4 separate regions of the Homo sapiens genome follow, and all the other regions are linked to region 1. Evidence: read pairs that join two places in POLR2A ChIA-PET (ENCODE). Cell type or tissue: MCF 10A. All regions are shown on one strand. Each heading gives the region's core, and the rest is flanking DNA. Links, peaks and the distances in the headings are about the cores only.

The links. Peaks named below come from ENCODE experiments on the same cell type or tissue, not always from the same donor. Only the 100,000 strongest peaks of a DNase experiment are listed, where the experiment ranks them.
Region 2: POLR2A ChIA-PET joins it to region 1 with 16 read pairs; 11 of 35 experiments call an interaction of 5 or more read pairs at or near these places.
Region 3: POLR2A ChIA-PET joins it to region 1 with 31 read pairs; 7 of 35 experiments call an interaction of 5 or more read pairs at or near these places.
Region 4: POLR2A ChIA-PET joins it to region 1 with 63 read pairs; 7 of 35 experiments call an interaction of 5 or more read pairs at or near these places.

Annotation. Positions count from the first base shown.
Region 1 is chr10:5,544,580-5,549,465 of GRCh38, forward strand. No RefSeq gene overlaps it. Among named protein-coding and RNA genes, the nearest start is that of CALML3-AS1, 21 kb to the left of the region's middle. RefSeq lists an enhancer at 1,793-2,292. In MCF 10A, for the core only: no CTCF peak of the experiment used is centred there; DNase peaks (open chromatin) are centred at 1,502, 2,502 and 4,502.
Region 2 is chr10:5,611,488-5,616,373 of GRCh38, forward strand. No RefSeq gene overlaps it. Among named protein-coding and RNA genes, the nearest start is that of LINC02678, 3.3 kb to the left of the region's middle. In MCF 10A, for the core only: no CTCF peak of the experiment used is centred there; DNase peaks (open chromatin) are centred at 634 and 2,734.
Region 3 is chr10:5,464,534-5,469,419 of GRCh38, forward strand. No RefSeq gene overlaps it. Among named protein-coding and RNA genes, the nearest start is that of CALML5, 33 kb to the right of the region's middle. RefSeq lists an enhancer at 2,529-3,165. In MCF 10A, for the core only: no CTCF peak of the experiment used is centred there; a DNase peak (open chromatin) is centred at 2,198.
Region 4 is chr10:5,486,518-5,491,403 of GRCh38, forward strand. No RefSeq gene overlaps it. Among named protein-coding and RNA genes, the nearest start is that of CALML5, 11 kb to the right of the region's middle. In MCF 10A, for the core only: no CTCF peak of the experiment used is centred there; DNase peaks (open chromatin) are centred at 1,914 and 2,414.

The DNA.
Region 1 (4,886 bases), core at 521-4,520:
TTTTGTAACGTGGACACACCCAGACAGGAATAAGTCTTGTCCAGGGAATATTTTTTGACAAACACTGCTTAACTGGTTTGTCCTCTGAGTGTCACAACTTTTGGCAGAACTTGGTAGTTGGAGGTCAGTGGTTGGCTGGTTCAGGTATATCTACTTTCACAGAACTTGAGAACAAACAAATTTTTTTCTCATATGAATTTGACTGCACTGCATGATTTTGATGTGTTATTTATTAAGCTGAACAACACACACACACCCACGTACATGTGCACACACACTACCACCAGTGGCCAAGTCAAGGAGGGACAAAGAAGGTGAAGGTGCCCTTGAATCTATTCTTCAACAGTGAAGTTTTTGTTCTTACTGATAAAAGTTCTTCCTTCCATTGAAATGAAACTCTCCCCCCACAGAAATTCTCATCAGTAGTCTTTGCTTGGCCCTCAGTCCTGTGGCCATGCCCCATTGCAAAGTTTTTCTCTAAGACTCTTCCCACAAGCCCAGTGCCTTCCTCTGCAACCAGGAGGACAGTGAGGTCCCCCTGGCCAGCTGATGGCTCCACACCGAGCCCAAGGTGACCTGTGCCTGTTCCCTGGTCAGCATGCTGGCATCTGTACTACTGGGCATTTTTCCATTGGTTCATGGGAGGTCCTGCCTAACTGTGGGATGATGAGAAGACAGAAGAGGCCACTATGACCAGAGGTGGGCCAGTGACCTGGAATCAGGGCTGGCTGTGGCCTCACTGGGTGCTGATGAGCATCTGGCCTGGGGCCTGGGAATGAGATCCCACCAGATGGTCCCCAAGGAGCTGTGTGTGTCCAGTGGAGAAGGCCTGTATCTTACTCAACTTTCTTTGCTAGACCCAGAAGGTTTATTTGAGAGGGGAAGATATTTAATTAAGTAAGATTAGCTGCTAGGTAGTAACTGCCTCCTATGTTCCAGCACTGTACATAGGTCATCTTTAATCCTCACAGCAATCTCCCAAGTAGGCATCACCACCCATTTCTCAGATAAAGAAACTGAGACTCTGCGAGGTTAAGTCACTTGCCTGAGCCCATAAAGCTAGGGCCAGCAGAGCAGCCTTTGCAGCCAGGTCTCACAGACTCCAAAGCCCACACTTTCCTCATTTCATGATCACACTGTCTGTGAGCTGGAGCCCCACACCCAGGGCTGCCCTAGCCCGCTGTGCAAAGGGTCAGCCCAGCAAGAATGGAGGTTCCCGGAGCCAGCAAGGACCCTGCCCAGGGCTGGGTTCAAAGCACCAGCTTTAACAGCTGTCGGAGGGAAAGCAGTGAGCAAATGTGCTCAGTGTCTCAGTCCCAAAAAGGTGGATATGGCCGCGCCCACCTGAGCCGGAGTCCCTCTCCCAGTCCCTGGGTGGCTTGGGCCTTCTTGTGTTTGTTCTGGCTTCTCGCCTTCTCCCCTCTTCCCCTGCAAAGCCCTTTGTGTAATGGGTTTTCCCTTCCAACTCAATCTCAAGAATTGTTTAGCCAAGGAGGGCCCTTGAGTCTCTCCCTGGGTGTTTGTTTTTGTTGAGAGGAAGCGCTAGTTATGAGTCAGTCCACCAGCAGCATATCCGAGAGCAGGCCCAACGCGGTGGGGCGCGTGCTCTGCTGATCCGCAGCCATCCGGGTTCAGCCCAGCCTGGCCAGCAGCTGCGGGTCACCAGCCAGAGCCATCACAGGGCGGGTTGTTAGGAGCAGTGTGTGGCAGGCATGACCCTCCTGGTGGGGGACAGAGGGGACGGTCCCCAGGGAAGGGAGCCACAAGGCAGACCACAAGCTGGACAGAAGTCAGGAACGCAGGCTGAGGAAAACCATTGCAGTTCTGTTCTAGGAGCCCAGAATGCCAGAGCCAAGGACACCCTCCTGAAAGACAGTGCAGCCAACAGAGGCATGGCCCCACCTGGGCAGGAGGGTGCCGGCCGGCTGAAGGTACCAGTGGGCTGATCTACCTGAGGGACTTGGCAAGGCTAGAGGAGTCAAGGCCAACCTGCAGCTCTGGGCGTCCTAGAGCACATGCCAAAGGCTGTCCAACCATTCGGAAGACCAAGCAGCACAGCGTTGTCACCACACACAAAGTCACAGAAGCCTCCCTCTCCAGGTGTGTGATGACCATGAGGACTGGCCCTGGTTCTTCCTGCGGGCCTCACCTGTGTAAAGAATGTCTGTCTTCTATCTACCACCCTCCCAAGGATGCAGTTGAAGGAAAAAGAAGCATAAGACAGATTTTCTGCCCTCCAGAGATGTGGACTAAAAATCGGAATGAAAACATGGATGCACAAAACAGACAACAAGGCAACGCTTTCCATTGTTAACGGTGTGAGTTACAGAGCAGCAGTGTGGGTCAGCGCCTGCTCAGCCAGAGCTGAGTCTTCTCCTGCACTTCAGCACCAGCCCTGCCCACACAAAGTCCTGGGCATCGCACTGCACCAGGAGCTCTGACATGAACAATGCCCAGTGATATTTCACAATCACCCCGCCCTTTTATGTTTTGTCTGTCCTTCTGGGCAGGTGCGGGCTGGGCACTGCCCTGCCTGCTTTTAACAGATAAAGAAATGAGCCCAAAGGAAGAAAAGCTCATAAATGTTCACAACGTCACCTGCTGAGTCAAGGCACAAACATCTGACATTCTCCCCTCTCTGGCTGCCAAAGGAGAGAACTGGGCCTGGCTGGTTAGTTCCACCCCATGAGAGCCCCCCAGAAATGCCCACCTAAGAGACTGGTTCCCCTGCCCATGAGCCTGCCCCCACCTAGCCCAGCCACCTAAGAACACACAGGCTTTCTCCAGCAGCCAGTGTGTCTGGGAGGAGGAGACCTTTTCTTTTTGGCCCACTTGCTGGTTTCTCTCAGCACAGCTGGGCTCAGTGACACTGGATTTTGGGCATTACAAGCACGAGTCTTAGAAGCAAAGGCATAATTGCCCCCCACAGGCATTGTTCCATCTGCTGGAAGAATGAATCAATAATATTGTATTAACCCCAGAAGCAGGGCTGCCATGTTCAGTCTGACAGGTTGCACACTGCACAACTGCAGGGGGGCACCAGCCACATAGTGACCTGCCTGGAAGAATTTATAATTTAATGAGGACAAACAAATCTTAGCATAGATCTCACTGTACTAGAGACAAAAGGGTTAGAATCAAGCAGACTTTTCCACAGCTAGCACTAGGGATGACAGTAAATGACAACAGGCTGGGTACGAGGGGCTTGGTCCCAAGCCCAGCTCAGACAGCAACTAACTGACCTTTGGCAAGAGCCTCGGTCACATCACTTCCAACAAGAAAAAGCACAGGAAAGCCCTGCGGGAGCGTCTAACTTAAGTACTAGGTAGCATCATTTTAAAAGTGAAACTCTGGCTGGACTAACAGCCCTTAGCCGTTCCTTCTGGCTGGGCCGTGGTGCAATTTTTTGATATAACAGGTGGGATCACCAGGGGCAGAGGACTCAGAGATGGGGGAGAGCAGGAAGAGTGAGCTGGGTGAGCCCTGCCCAAACACTCCAAGAACACGGAAGCAAACACACGCCCTTCGACCACTTCGCTTATTTTTTTCACCCCCTCTCAGGCCGGAACAAAGAGCCTTTTTGTGAGTTTAATGGTGTCTGACTTACTCAGCAAACTTTTCTGTCTCCTTTGCTGTGAGGAAAAAAACAAAGCTCTCTGTCCGGTTTGTTAGGTTCCTTTGAAGAGCTTGCTGCTTGGGTTTAGGCAAACAGGAACCCAGCTGGCACCGCCCTGGTCAGGGCGCTTTCTGGGAGACTTTCCCCAGGCCTCGTCTGGATCCGGGCTGAAGAGGGGGTGGAGAGAGGTGGGCACAGAACAAAGGGTGAGGGCACCTAGCAACCTTCCAGGACAGGTGTTACAGCTGATGCTCCTGAGCAAGCTCTACCTAAAGGAGTTCATTGAATCCTCACCACCCCTCTGAGGGAAAGGACCATGTCCCCACTGCCTGGATCAGGAAACGCAGACTGGCCGAGGTCAAGGACTTTGCCAGCGGTCACACAGACAGGGAGTCCACCCCCAACACCTTTACTCTTTCCACTCACTGAGTCCACCCCCACCCCAGAGATCCCCCAGCCTTCGCTCATCCTTTCCTCATCCTCCCAGAACCCAGGATCTGCAGAGCAGGAAGTTCAATAGCCAGGCCTGATGTCGTTAGTCAGTCCTGGGGACAGGCATCCTTTCCTGTCCCCTGTGAGTTCAAATTCCAACTCAAGCAACATACAAACGCCAAACTCAGCTCACACCTCCGGCTCTGAGCTGCAGGGTCCACTTGTGGGGAAGGGGAGACAGCCCAGCTCCCTCCCTCCCTCTCCCTTATCCACACACATACACACACTTGCACACACACAAAGACACACATGCACATGCATGCACACACACACTCGTGCACACACACACGCCTCCTGGCATGCCACAGGGAGATAACGCACACAGCCACCTCCCAGTGACCACAGAGCTCTATCTCAGGGTGACGTCACCTCATACACAGCTCCCAGTTCACTCTAAGTGATTCATCGAGGGCGTAAACTCTGAGGGCGATGGAGGCATCAGGGTACAGAGATGAAGTCAGTTTAGTGCCATTTCCTATCCATGGGCTCCCCAGAAGTAAGAGAGAAAGGAAGGAAGGCCTTTTAAAAGTCCACATTGGAGCCAGTGACTTGTGGCTTTCCCTTGCAGAAAAGAAACTTTGGCAACAGCTAGTAGTCATCTTCTCCTGAGCCCGCCAATCTCACAGCCCCCTCCACACACACACACACACACACACACACACACACACACACACACACAGAGCTGCAGCTGCAGCACTGCCTAGCTGGCCCCCAAACACTGTAGCGCTGAACAGACCAAAGATGGAGACACTAACTGTGATCATCATAACCAGTGTGC
Region 2 (4,886 bases), core at 244-4,243, 67 kb after region 1:
CTTACTTTTTTTTTTTTCTTTTTTTGAGAGGGAGCCTCTCTCTGTCATGAGGCTGGAGTGCAGTGGCGCGATCTTGGCTCACTGCAACCTCTGCCTCCCAGGTTCAAGCAATTCTTCTGCCTCAGCCTCCCGAGTAGCTGGGATGACAGGTGTGCACCACCACGTCCAGCTAATTTTTGTATTTTTAGTAGAGATGGGGTTTCACTATGTTGGCCAGGATGGTCTCAATCTCTTGACCTCGTGATCCGCCCACCTCAGCCTCCCAAAGTACTGGGATTACAGGTGTGAGCCACCACACTTGGCCTCTAGTGCAGGGGCTACCAGGTGACCAGAGTTTTTATTCTTGGTCACTTTAGCACAAAAATAGAGAAAAGTGGCCTCAGTGAACCTTATCTGTACCTCATTTCATCCTTGCAGACATCCCCAGGCTCTGCAGGACCAGCGAGTGAGAGGAACCACGCACATACCTGGCAACAGCAGTCTGGGGTTGGTGTGCCCGTCTGTAATGGCTGCATGTGGTACATTTGATTCTATGAGCGCGTGTCTAATGTGAGTTTCAGGAAGGCGACAGCTGTGCCATGAAGAATGGATGACTCACCTCTCTGCACCAGCCTCGCCAGCATGCAGGCCTGTGTGGTGCCGTCCAGAGCCCAGGGCTCAGCATGAATGAGGAACGCACGTACCTGAAGTCGGGTTCCCATTCCAGCCCTTCCCCATCCAGCTTCTACTGACTTCCAACCACTGCGAAGAGAAACGTGTTGTCTCTGGCTAATTCCCTCTCTCGACCTTCTTAAGCAAACCTCCAGGAAAGGCTGCAGAAGGGGACCTGTGAGGTTTGCAGATGGCATCAGAAGGCTGAGAGACAAGTGTCCTCCAGCCTCACCAGCAAGATTTCCTGTGCCCTTCCCATCTCCACTTCCCCACCCTGCAGGCTCCCTGCAGGCAACCTTTCTGTCCCCTTCCCTCCTCCCCCACTATGTTTTCCTGCCCCTTATTCATCATTCACTGGACATTCTGAGCACCCATCTTGGCTAGATTTCAAGGCACTGAGGATTCAAAAGGAGAGTCAGGCATTGCCCCTGCCCTCAAGGTGAAAGCTGGAGCTCAGCTGGGAGAAAAGAACCTGCCTTCAAGTGACATCAAAAGTTGCAGGGGTGGCCAGGCATGGCGGTTCATGCCTGTAAATCCCAGCACCTTGGGAGGCAAGGCGGGAGGATCAGTTGAGCCCAAGAATTCAGGAGCAGCCTGGACAACATGGCAAAACCTTGTCTTTAGAAAAAAATACAAAACAAAAACAAACCAAAAAAATAAAGCCAGGCACGGTGGCACACGCCTGTAGTCTCAGCTACTTGGGAGGCTCAGGTGGGAGGATCACCTGAGCCCAGGAGATCAAGGCTGCAGTGAGCCGAGATCACACCACTGCACTCCAGCCTAGGCTACAGAGTGAGACCCTATCTCAAAAAAAAAAAAAAGAAAGAAAGAAAAGAAAGCTGCAGGGGAGGGTTCAGGGAAGCTGTGTAGAAGCTGAGTCCCTGTCCACTTCTTTTGCCTGTGAGCAGTCTGAAGACTTGGCCGATTGAGGGAAATCTTTACTGCTTTGGGTCTTACTTGGAAACCCGAAGGCTTAGCTGGGTATGAGGCTGCAGCAGTCCTGGTTCTGCTATCTTAAAAGTATGTCTGTGGGCCAGGCATGGTGGCTCACACCTGTAATCCCAGCACTTTGGGAGGCCGACGTGGGCAGATCACCTGAGGTCAGAAGTTTGAGACCCGCCTGGACAACATGGTAAAACGCCGTCTCTACTAAAAATACAAAAATTAGCCCAGCATGGTGGTGTGTGCCTGTAGTCCCAGCTACTTGGGAGGCTGAGGCAGGAGAATTGCCTGAACCCGGGAGGCAGAGGTTTCAGTGAGCCGAGATTGTGCCACTGCACTCCAGCCTGGACAGAGCAAGACTCTGTCTCCAAAAAAAAAAAAAAAAAAAAAAAAATGGCTCTGTTTCATGACCTGGGCCTACCCCACCCTCCACCGGGAAAAGTTCTTCAGCACTAGGCCCCATGGGAGACGGACTCCGAAGTCCCCTCCAGTTCTCTGCTATACTCACCTTCTCCTCCCTGCAAGCAAACAGAAGGAAAGATGCACGTTTCCAAGGGCGGGCAGAGGTCTCCAGTCCCCTCCCCGACCACACGGTTTCCTCCTCCGCAGCCCTACTCCAGTGAACCCCGGGCTCTGTGTGACATCAAAGGCTGGGGTGAGAGAAGTGCTACCCCCTGCTCCCCAGCCTAAGCGCCTGGATGGGGGACTAGGGGCCAGAGGGGGACGCAGGTCCCAGCTCCCATCTGTGCCAGGGCACAAGGCACTCCTTCCCCTAGGCAGGAAGCATTTGCTCCCCTAAGCAGGTCTTTCTTCCAGAAGCCTTGCTTATCACAGGCAAATTCACCCACCCTGAAGCTGCAGGCCATAGTGGGGGCAGGGAGGAGATTTATATGGCCTTCTAGCTAAAGCTTGGGACCACTCTGTGGAAGGTTTTTCAGGAAATCAAGGTCTGCCAGGAACCAGGAACCTGGTTGCGTTTAGCTGTGCACACTGGCCTTGACGGTCATGGAACAGTCCAGAAATGCACCACCCTGATCCACCCTAGGGCCAGTATTTTGGTTAGGTGTGTTTTGCACCATCTCATCAGTAACCCTGTGGTTTCCAAATGCCTCCTCCCTGCCCCTGTTCCACTAGGGCCCTCTGCCTGGGGCCAAAATAAACACTGGGAATTGGAACAGAGGAGGACTTTTCCAAGGGAGCGGCCACTGCCTCTTTTTCTCCACAGAGCCACCACCTGCATTTTAGCTGCTCACGCCAGCTGAGCTAAGGGCCAGCTCCAGCTCCTGGCTGCTAAGATTCCTCCAGTTTCCTTAGATTGTCAGCCTGGGACATGCCAATGTGTTTCATCTATCTCAAACCACAGAGCGCCATAATGAACAGACACATGGAGAAACTGGTGTCTTTCCCCCACCATCCCAAATGTGGGTCTCTCCGCCCACCAGCCTGGGAAACAAGGGAAAATGATTAACAGACACTCTAATTAGGGCATGGTTGAGCCTGTGGGGATCAAGGATGGGCTTTGGTTTCCTTGGGGAAGAATGTTGCTTTCACTATGCTGGATAAAGTGCTGGAATTTCACAGATCTCAGATTTCATAACCAAAGCTGGGATTCATTCCATGCTTTCCTGAAGTAACCAAACTCAAGCTATAGAATCTTAACCAAGTTAACAGATACATCCCATCCTTACCAATATTTGGAAGGGACCCTAATTAGCAATTCATTGTCATTCTTCTTGGTTGTGGTGTTTTAGCCATTTCTTCTTTTCTTTTTTTTCTCTTTTTTTCTTTTTTTTTTTTTTGTGATGGAGTCTTGCTCTGTCGCCCAGGCTGGAGTGCAGTGATGCAATCTCGGCTCACTGCAACCTCTGCCTCCCGCTTCAAGCAATTCTCCTGCCTCAGCCTCCTGGGTAGCTGGGAATACTGGCACACGCCACCACGCCCTGCTAATTTTTGTATTTTTAGTAGAGACAGGGTTTCACCATGTTGGTCAGGCGGGTCTCGAACTCCTGACCTCAGGCAATCCGTCTGCCTCGGCCTCCCAAAGTGCTGGGATTACAGGCATGAGCCACCGTGCCTGGCCCTTCCTTCCTTCCTTCTTTCCTTCCTTCTTTCCTTCCTTTCATTGTTAGCCCAAATGTCCATTTTGTTTCCCAAAGTATTCAGATAGAGTAAGTTACTAAACCATTTGGTCACTTTTTCTGTTTGTCATTCAATGACCACAGTCAGCAGGTTAAAGCCAGGCTCTAACTTAAACACAGAGGCTACTTCAATAGGCCTGTTTTTCTCAGAAACATGAACATCTTCACTGAAAAGCCGTAGTTAGGTTCCTGTACACGTCACGTTGTATTGACACAGGAGGATGTGTAAACCTAGCCCAAAGCTTTAGGAAGAAGCAGCTCTCAGGGAGGATGCTGGAAAGCGCCCAGGGAAAGCACACCATGACCGCAGCAGGCACCCACAGACCCAGCATCAGAGCGCAGCTCTGTGAATGGTAATTTATTCCACGGTGACTGCAGGCCAGGCCTGTGCTGAGCAAGTTTATATTTTATTTCATTCTCCCAACAGCCTCTGAAATATTTTTATCTCCATATCCAAACCCATGCATTCACAGGCCCAGCCCCATCCAGCCTGGCCTCTCTGGTGTCCAGGCTTGGACTCTTAACCCCTGGGGTCCTGGGTTTGTCATCTGACTCCCGGACTCAGGGACTGCTGATGAGCTTCTTTTCTTCCAGGGTTTCAGCCTCCTTGTTTTGCAGTGGGTATCATGGTCAGCCATTCACCCAGGGAACGTCCATGGCCCGTGCCTGGCACCGCACTTAGGTAGCCAATGGGCCATGCTCTGAGCAGACTCCGGGTTGTTACAGAGATTAAGTGAGCTGATGTCCAGGGGTCACTCAGCACAGTGCCTGCCCATAGCTGGCACCCTGGATGGCAGCTAGCACGGCAGCTCCACAAAGCCTTCCGGGACCCCTAGACTCTCTTCTTCTGCACCAACTCCAGGACTTCATTTAGCCCCTATCATAAGCACAACTCTGCCCCTGCTTGCTAAGGCCCAGCTCTGACGCACCTTGTGTCAATGGTCAGTGTCTGGCAAAGGGCTTGTGGCAGAGAAGAGGCTCCAACATGTGGGTGGTCGGCTCCCCGAGTGCCGCCGATGCCCTGAGTGCCGTCCACCCCCCGGAGTGCCGCCCGCCTCGCTGAGTGCCGCCCATCCCCCTGAGTGCCACCCACCCCGCCGAGTGCCGCCCACCCAGCCGAGTGCCGTCCACCCCCCCGAGTGCCGCCCACCCCCC
Region 3 (4,886 bases), core at 422-4,421, 80 kb before region 1:
AAACTCTGTCTCAAAACAAACCAAAAAAAAAAAAAGAAGAAGATATACGGATGGCAAATAGGCAAATGAAAAGATGTTCTACATCATATGTCATTAGGGAATTGCAAATTAAAACGACAATGAGATCGCGCTTCACACCAATTAGAATGTCAAGTTCCAAAACACTGACAACATCAGCTGCTGGCAAGGATGTGGAACAACAGGAACGCTCATTCACTGCTGGTAGGAATGCAAAATGGAAGCCAGTTTGGCAGCTTCTTTAAAAAACTAAACATGCTCTTACCCTGCAATCCAGCAATCTTGCTCCTTGGTATTTGCCCAATTGAGTTGAAAACTTATATCCACACAGAAACCTGCACACAGATGTTTATAGCAGCTTTATTCATACTTGCCAAAACTTGGAAGGAACCAAGATGTTCTTCAGCAGGTGCTACGTATGGTCTGAATGTGTCCATGAAAATTTGTATGTTGAAACTTAATGGTCAATGTGATAGTAGTAAGAAGTGGGGCCTTTAGGAGGTGATTAAGTGATGAGGCCAGAGCCCTCACAGGTGGGATTAGAGCCCTTATAAAAAGGCTGGGGAGAGTGAGAAGGTTCTTTCCTTTCCATTTCTTCTGCCATGTGAGGACAAAGTGTCCACCTCCCCCAGAGGACGCAGCAACAAGGCACCATCTTGGAAAACAAGAGAGCAGCCCTCCCCAGACAACAAATCTGCCAACAACTTCATTTTGGACTTTCCTGCCTCCAGAACTATGAGACATGAATTTTTTTTCTTTATAAATTACCTAGTCTCCAATGTTTCATTATAGCAGCACGAACAGACTAAGACAGTAGTGAATGGATGAACGAACTGTGGAACATGCAGACAATGGAATACGATTCAGCACTGAAAAGAAATGGGCTATCAAGCTGTGCGAAGACACAGAACACTGAATGCATATGACTAAGTGAAAGAAGCCCACCTGAAAAGCTTACTTCCTATAAGACTCCAACTACGGGACATTCTGATAAAGGCAAAACTATGGAGACAGTGCAAAGATCAGTAGTCGCCAGGGGTTGGGGGAAGAAAGGGATGAGTAGGCAGAGTGCAGAGGATTTTTAGGGCAGGGAAACAACTCAGTATGATCAGTATGATGCTATCATGGTGGAGCTATGTCGTTATACATTTGTCCAAACCCACACGATGTACAACACCAAGAACGAGCCTTCAGGTAAACTGTCGACTCTGGGTGACAATGAAGTGTCCATGTAGCTTCACCGATTGTAACAAACGCACCATCTGGTAGGGATGTTGATGGCGGAGGAGGCTTGAGAACTCTGTACTTAGCACTCAATTTAACTATGAACATAAAACTTCTTTAAAACATAAAGTCAATAAAAAAAATCCAGACCCAGAAAAATAGATGGCATTAGTACACTTCCTTCAAGTCATATCTATGGAGATCAAAACTGGAATGATACCATGCAAATTCTACAAACGCTGAATTTAAATGCTGAGCAAAGCGGCCCAGGCTGTTTTCATCTGGAGGTCTGGGCTGCAACCTCTCACTCTCAGACAATAACTACTTAGGAAAATTCGACATCCAGAGGCCTAGGAGCCTCAGGGCCCAACCCCAGGCCGCCCTAGCCTGTGCGGGTGAACCTTTCACTGGGGTGGGCGGGGAGCGGGGTTGCAAAAGAACCAGGTAAAAGGCAAGGACTGGCGTTTTCCTAAATCACAGCCTTCAGCAGCAGCACCCTGATCTGGGCGATGAGGGAACTTACAGCCTCGCCCTCCTCCCCCAGGCAAGTCTGTGGGTGTCCCTGGGCTCTGCTCCAGGTAACCTGGAGTCAACCAACCTGGGGACAGATTCCCCTTGTCTTTGTATCTCCTCTTCCCGGCCTCATGGCAGAGAGGAAGCAGGCCGCCTGCTGCAGTCAGAAACACAGCCCTCTCCTCTCTCAGTCCACTCTGAAGTCGCCCAGAGCTGCAGCCCCAGACTCCTCCCCAGCAGGGCTGAGCGATGAGATCAGGAGGGTCGGGCTGCAGCCTTTGGCTGGTGCATTTCTCTCTCCCCTGCAGGCCCCACTCTCCACAGTTCAAACCACAACTGTTCATTGAAGAACGTGACTTGAGAAGTTGGCGCCAGGCCTCCCTCCACGCCTGGAAACTGCTGCAGGGCTGGAGAAACGTCTGCTGTCTGACATCACTTACCTTTGCCAACTACAATCACAGGCCTCGCTGTCCCCACCCCTTAGGCAGACTCTTAGGCAGGTTCTCTTTGTCTTGGGCGATTTCCAGGTGTGAGCTCAGCCCTCTGCTCCCTACCCAAGGTGGGGGAAGGGAAGGAAAGAAGCCAGGAGGGACTGTCAAGGAGGGGAGGGGGAGGCCGGGAGGGCCAGGGCCTCCCAGGGCAACTCTGATAAAGGGGAACAAGACATCAATGGGGCTGACGTAGCCTGCAGGCCTCTCCTGTTTTCTATCACATTGCAAAACTTCACGCGTGCCTCTCTGTGCACCGGGCAGGAGGGTTAGGATTAGCAGAATGTCTCTGCCCACTAGGAATATATAATCCAAGACAGGCAGCTCTGAAACAGACAGACCACAGGGAGAGGCCTCGGCAGCTCACACACCACGCGTACAAATGAATAGATGGTGTGTTATTTTCCATCCATCAAATGCGCATAGATGTGCATTTTATGGGGTGGCAGATGGAACCGAAAGCTCAAAGCAGCCTTTAAACTTTCCAGCCCCAGCAGGCCCGTGAGTCCCTCGGGTTCTTTGCAGCCTCTGCTGATCCCTGTGGGTAGTACGCTCTTCCAAAACAAAGGAAAATGACACATGGGCCTATAAATACACATGCATGCACACCCTAGCTGAGAGCAAGTGGGGAGGGGGCCCGAAAGCCACGAAGCTATGTTCGCCTGCAGCGAAGGAGCCTGAGACAATCTTTTCCATGATGGAAACTATTTCTTTCATTCTGGCTGGCCCAACATTACACCCAGGTCCTCCAGGGCTGAGTCTCTCCAGAACTTTCTAATGAGCTTCTTGGTTGCAGTAACAAACAAGTTAACCATTGACTTAACAGGATTTTTACAAAGCAGGAGAAATTTTTTGTTGTTTTGGAAGGTTCTGGAATCCGGGCATACTGTGGAGAAATGACACCCTAACTCCGGCAGTGCCCAGCACCTTGAATCTTCTGACCAGCCAGGCCGGCTGTGCCTTTGCTCACTGTGGTCCCCCTGCCTGCAGGGCTGTGCCTCCCCCTCCCCAACACCCTCTGCCGGGATCCCCTGTACCCCTCCACATGCAGCTGAGCCTTCCCTTTCCCAGGCAGCCTTCCCTGAGTCCCTGGGGAAGCCCATTCTTTACTTGCTGGGCCCCACCCCATGCTCTGGTCTTAGGTTCCTGCCCCCAACATCAAACACTTCCCAGGTTGGGTGTTGCCCTCTCTACAAGTCTCCAAGTCTATTGGTCTGTGTGTCCCCCTAAACTACCACTTTGCGTGACACAGAATGTGTTCAAACTTGTTTGCTGAGTGAGCTGTAAAGACTGACTGATTTCAGCTCTGCATGAGCCAGAGTCCATGGCTCAGCGAACAAGCTGCTCAGGGACTCAGAGCCTCTCAGACCCAGCATTCCAGGAGCCAGCCTTCCAGGAGGCCTCAGAGGACCTCACCTCCCAGGATTCACACCCTTCCCACAAGGTGTCAGGGCCAGTAACTTAGAGCAAGGCCAACAGAGTAAGATAAAAGGGATAGAATGTGATTTCGGAGGCTACACCATAAGAGACAGTTCTGCCTCTGCTTACCCTGTCCAGGACCTCCTGCTCTGGAGGAAGCCAGTATTCATAAGGACACTTGAGCTCCCCTGCAGAGAGGTCCAAGACAGGAAAAACTGAGGCCTCCCGCAGACAGCCAGCACCCACTGCCTGCTGCAGGAGGGAGCCCCAGTCGAGCCTTCAGATGATGGAGCCCCAGTCGAGCCTTCAGATGATGCAGCCCCACCTGCTGCTCTCTGGCTGCAGCCTCATGGGAGATGTTGAGACAGCCATCCAGCTGAGCAGCCCCCAGAGAAATGTGGGGGAATGCCTGTTTATTGTGCTTTGAAGCCTCGATTTTCATGTAGTCTGTTGTGCAGCAATGGGTAAGGACTCCAAGTCCTGAAAGTTGGCTGGGTTGTCACCATGGTGTGCACCACTGGGAAAGCCAGGCCAGAAGGAACTCATCAGAGCTCTCTAATTTGGCCCAAACCAGAGAGAATAAAGAAGCAGCAAATCTCAAGAAAAGGCACCAAGACCTCATCCCCTGAGGCCCAAAACAGAGGAGCAGGCCAAGCAGGCCACATAAACACTCATCAGGCATTGCTTGCAGTCTGAGGCCTGAGGCCGGCTGCCCTCTGTCCCTGGATCCCATGTCCCAGGGAACACCAGCAAATAAGCTGACCTTGAATGTCCCCATCTTACTCAACCTTGCTTCATTTCATGGCAGGGGAAACAGACCCAGGAGGGAATCAATGCATCTCTAGCAACAGCTCCTGGGTGGCTCGGACGTGGGGACAAGCACAGTTCCTCCCTCCAGCTCAGTGTTGGTCACACTGCCACCCCGGCCACACAATGAACAGTGTGGGGCTCAGTCGCTTTTCCTCCTTTCTCCCTCCACTCCCTCCCTCCTCCTTCCTCTGTCTCTTCTTCCTTCCCCCTCATCTCTCTCACACCAGAATGCTTCTGATCATCCTAATCCCCATGCATAACAACAGTGTAGGCTTTGTCAGATGCATGAGCATCATGGTTCAATAGAAACACAGTGAGAGCCACCGCTGATGCACACCCACTGTCTCACCCAGCCCTGCTCCTGCTCTCCGCAGGGTGCAGGAAAAGAACCGTAAGTGGAGGCCAGCAGCCCAC
Region 4 (4,886 bases), core at 406-4,405, 58 kb before region 1:
TCTGACAGTCCACACATCCAAGAGGGAAGGAGAGGGTTTCCAAGATACCTCAGACTCTGTGTGGATTCAGATTCTGCCTTGAAGCTGGTGGAGCTGGAGATTAGGAAGGGCCTGGGCCTGCAGGCGGAGGAGAGGCAGCTGTCCCTGCTGACTCCCCTCTCCCTGACCCTCCCCTCCTGGTCAGCACCTTCCTGGCTTGAGAGGAGTCCAGGACTTTCCTTTTCTCCAAATTCTGGAGACAGGCAGGCCCCAGGGTTAGAAGCAGCACCTTCTACCCTGTTCCGATCACAGCCTGAGTCTTGGACAAGGGCTCCTCCGGCTCTCAGTGGCTCCAGGATTCTGAGAACTCTGACATGCTTCCACCATCTGACAGGCAAGAGGCCAGATGGGCCTGGTTGGCCCACCCTCCCGATGGTACCAGCAGTAACTCTGACCCGGCAGGGTGTGGACACGGCTCAGCCTGGTGGGGCTGGAGTCTCTCCCGTCCCCTGCTCACTCCCCTCCCACCTCGTCCAGAACTGCTCAAGGCCCCGGGGTTACTAAGTCAGGCCCTGTCCCTCCAACGCCTTCCTCTCTGCTTCCCCTCCCCACGTCCCTTCCTTTCTCTGCTGACTGCCTCCACCTTCCCTCCTGTCCTAATCAGCTCAGGCTTAGGTGGCCGAATCTGCCTCCTACAGGGCCCATCTCCCTTGCCCTCCTTCATACCACACATCACTGCCAGCATAAGCTTCCTAAAGCACAATTTGGCCGCACGTCCCCACAGGTTAAAAACCTTCCGTGAGTCTCCATCTGATCTTCTGGGGAAGAAATAGCACTAATCTTGGTGACATTATGCAAAACACTTCTGCGGCCCCACAGACGCTGTTCTTAGCACTTTCTCCACATCCCCCACCCCCCACCCTCCTCACAACCACGTTGAGGCGGGTCTCACTGTTACCCCCAGCTACAGTTGAGGAGACTGAGGCAGAGAGAGCCACTGACTTGCCCAAGGCCATATCACCAGGCTTCACTGGGACTTGAAAAGGATCCAGACTCCTTCAGCAAACCATCAGGCTGTCTGCGACGGCATTCGGACCTCTCCCTTACCTCCCAGGCAGCGCGGGCTCCCCAAAAGACACTGACGCTCCCACTTCCAAACCGTCACTCATGCAGTTTCCTCACCAAGAACGCCCCACCCCTGTTGAAATCTGCCCCCGCCTCAGTGCCACTTCCTGGAAGTCTGTCCCCTTCTCTGAGCACCTCCTCGAATGGGAATCCACTGACGAGGGACCTGACCCACTGTCTTTGCATGGCCATTTATGTTACATCTCCTGGGCCCAGAGGCCGGCGCAGCGTCTCCCTCCAAGTCCCTGCAGACTCACAGTAAGGAGAAGCACCCAAGGAAACACTTGTAGAATAGTGAGTGAGTGAATGAAAGTCACCAACACCTCCTCCATGAAGCCACGACCACAAGGCTCCCGGTGCAGGAAAATACTGTTCATCAAAAGCACTGAGATTTGTTTTTGTTTGTTTTGTTTTTGTTTTTGTTTGAGACGGAGTCTTGCTCTGCCGCCCAGGCTGGAGTACAGTGGTGCGATCTCGGCTCACTGCAAGCTCCGCCTCCCAGGTTTAAGCAATTCAACTGCCTCAGCCTCCTGAGTCGTTTGGATTATAGGTGCCTGCCACCACGCCTTAATTTTTGTATTTTTAGTGAAGATGGGGTTTCACCATGTTGGCCAGGTTAGTCTCGAACTCCTGGCCTCAAGTGATCCACCTACCTCGGGTTTCCAAAGTGCTGGGATTCCAGTTGTGAGTCACCGTGCCCGGTCCAAAACACTGAGATTTGACTTCTTCCTAGGCCAAAGGTCATCTGGGCAGCAAGGCAGGAGCTCCCGGATCAGGAAAGTGCAGGCACACCATGTCTCTGAGTGGTGGGGTGGGGACAGAGGCTGGCAGGCCACCAACAGGGCAGCATCTGCTCCCAACCAAGGTGACTCAGACCTCGCCTTGTCCAACCTGCAGGCCTCCCAACAGTGGGGCTCTATAAGGCTGGCGTTCGCCTCCAGGGTTCTCCCCGACACTGGATGCCAACCTGCCCAGGGGCAGAAGGGAGGTTGGGCGTGGGGAGTGCCGGGTACAGTCAGAGTTGCCAGGACAGTTTGGAGCAGTGCCTCTTAATCTTGGCCGCACAGCACCTGGGAGCTTTAAATAGACCCCCACGCCTGGGCGCCCCCACCGCTGACCCACCAGGGCTCAGTGCAGGGGGATGGCTCACACGGCACATTCTCCAGAAGCTCCTGGGGTAGCTTCCAGGTGCAGCCGGGGTTGGGAATCGCTGGCTTATGCAACCCAGCAGAGAGGCGGGAAAGGCAGAGCTGAGATCGGGTGGGGCCACCTGTGGTGGGGAAAGAGATGAGCTCACACCTGGAGATGGTAAACAGTGCAAAAGCAAGAAGAAGCTTACAGAAGGAGTCGTTGGGCCTTTGCCCCAGCTGCAGCCACGTGAGAGGGAAGCCAGGGGAGGAGCAAGGTGCAGGCATCTGTGGGCTGGGCAGGGCCTGACTGCACTGGGCCCAGGCTGGGAAGGCCTCACCTGCTTCTCCAGCGGGAACGGAGGGCGACCTGCGCAGCCTAGGCACTGCGGCCGTGGTTCACATGCAAAAACTAAAAGCTGGACTCATTTCCAGAGAAACTGAGATAGAATACTCTACCTAAATTGTTTCTGGAACACATGATCACCATACCTGTTGGGAATCTGTTCTTGATGAGTTTTGTTGTTGTTGTTTTTATAAAAGGGGGACCCACTGTGGAGAGAGAAACAATGGCTTGAACTCTTAAAAGCTGGTCTTAGAGGTCTGGAGTCCACATCTTTGACTACCTGGCAGGGTGACATGCCTTTGATTCTCCCTATGTTTGGACCAAGAGGGGATGAGTTGGGATTTTGTGATCATACGAGGACTATTTTCATGGTTCTTGGACAACAAAAAGAGAGAACAAGACAGGAGTCCTCTCTCTGCAGTTGCATTTCTGACTCTTCCTCTTGTTGCAGAGTACAACTCTGTGAAGATTTCCTTTAATCCCATCAGCACTACGGAAGCCATCTCCCCCATGCTGGAGATGAGGCCTCCCGGGCAAAGGAGCCTGCCAGGTCGTGCCATCACAGTGCATGTGGAGGGTTTCATGCAGAATCCAACACACTTGAGGAGCCTGTCATCTAGTTTAAGCATTGATGGGCTTTATTTCACTATTCAGGGTTCTGAGGATGGAGAATAGGCCTTGTCCACTAGGAATGACGTAAGAGGTGCACTCTGGAAGGAACTGTACAAATAGGGAGAGATCACCTTCAGCCATTTGCTTGGAAAAGAGGTGCAGAGGAACCCCCTCTGCGCCAGGCCCGGCTGTGGAAAGCTTCCAAAAGCAGGAGGCATTTGATGTGGAACTTAACAGAAGGATTGGGTCACCAGGCCTACCAGGATGGATATAAACTAGGATTTAAAAGATCCAGGGGGCAATCCAATGAAGAAAATGTATTATTTCGTATATGAAATTTGAAACATGTATTTGGATCAGAAGTAGAGTAATTCAATCTACCGACAAATCAATCTACTGAAGAACCTCTTGGAAGATTTGGGGGAAGTTTTGCTTTACTTGAAATTAGTTTTGGTTTCCCCAATGCTGTCCCACCCAAGTCAACTCCAGTAGCTTCATGAGTGCAGTTCTCCCCTGCTGAATGTCAGTTTCATGTGTGATTCATATTTCAGACTCCAAGCACTTACCAAATACTTAAACCACTTGCAAAATATCCATTTGATTGAGCCAGTGAATAAATCAGTGAATTGAAAGAAGTACTAAAGCAATAGATTTAAGTTGAAATTCTATTAGGGGAAAGAAAGCTGCCAATCTCTAAAATCCTGGACGTTGAAGACGTGTCCAATGGCTGAATCTTGAAATGAACCAGAAGCTCTCTTTCTCCAAAACCATTGAACCAAAATGCTAAAAATGAAACAACAAAACAAAAACAGACAACTTTAAACACTGTCAGGTTATGGTACAATGGTTAGGTGAACTGACTGCCGCTAAAATAATTTACTAAAAGTAGAACTGAACAAAACTAAAAATTTAAACTCAGTAAATAAAACGTCAAAGAAATAGTCAACAACTTAGAATAGCTCATCCAATATGAATTTCTGTGATCTTTATTAAGTATCCTTTAAAAAAAACTTTTTAGTAAGTTGGGAAATACCAGCACGTTTACCATTTGCAGAACTAAGCTTCTGGCAAGTCAATTTTCAGAGAAGCAGCTTTCAAAGAACTGGGTTTTCCTAAGTGACCTGAAGCTGCGCCAGCTGCTCGGATGCTTCCTGGGCTCTGTCTACTCTCTTTGGTGTTCTGAGCTGAGACCGGGCACCCTTGTGGACCCAGACGTGGAGCATAGCCTGGTCTCTGCCCTTGAGGGTCTTCAAGGCCATTCAGAGTCGGCAGAGAGGCCATGTCTGTGCATCTCTCGTAACTCACAGTCACCAGCTTCCGGAAGACATTCCACTATGTGGGTCCCAACCAACCCCACCACCAGACCCCCACCTCAAAACCAGTCCCTGGGCAGAGTATGCCCAGGAAGCACCCCTTGAAGGCAGTCCCCTGACCCCCTTCTGAGCCCTTGAATTCCACTCCAGGTCCTTCTTAGCACCTCGCTCTAAGACCTGAAGTGAGCCACTTCCTCTCCAGTCCCTCAAGTTCCCTTCTTCGTCTCTTGGGACAGTAGATTCAGAGAATCTGCTGCTTTCTTATTGCTTTGTGGCCCCATCAAAGCCCTTCTTAAGAATGGGCTCAACAACAATGAACAACTGGCTTAGAACACCCTGTCTCTGTTATTCTGTCTGCCCCAGACAGGTCTTCTGCCTCCCTAG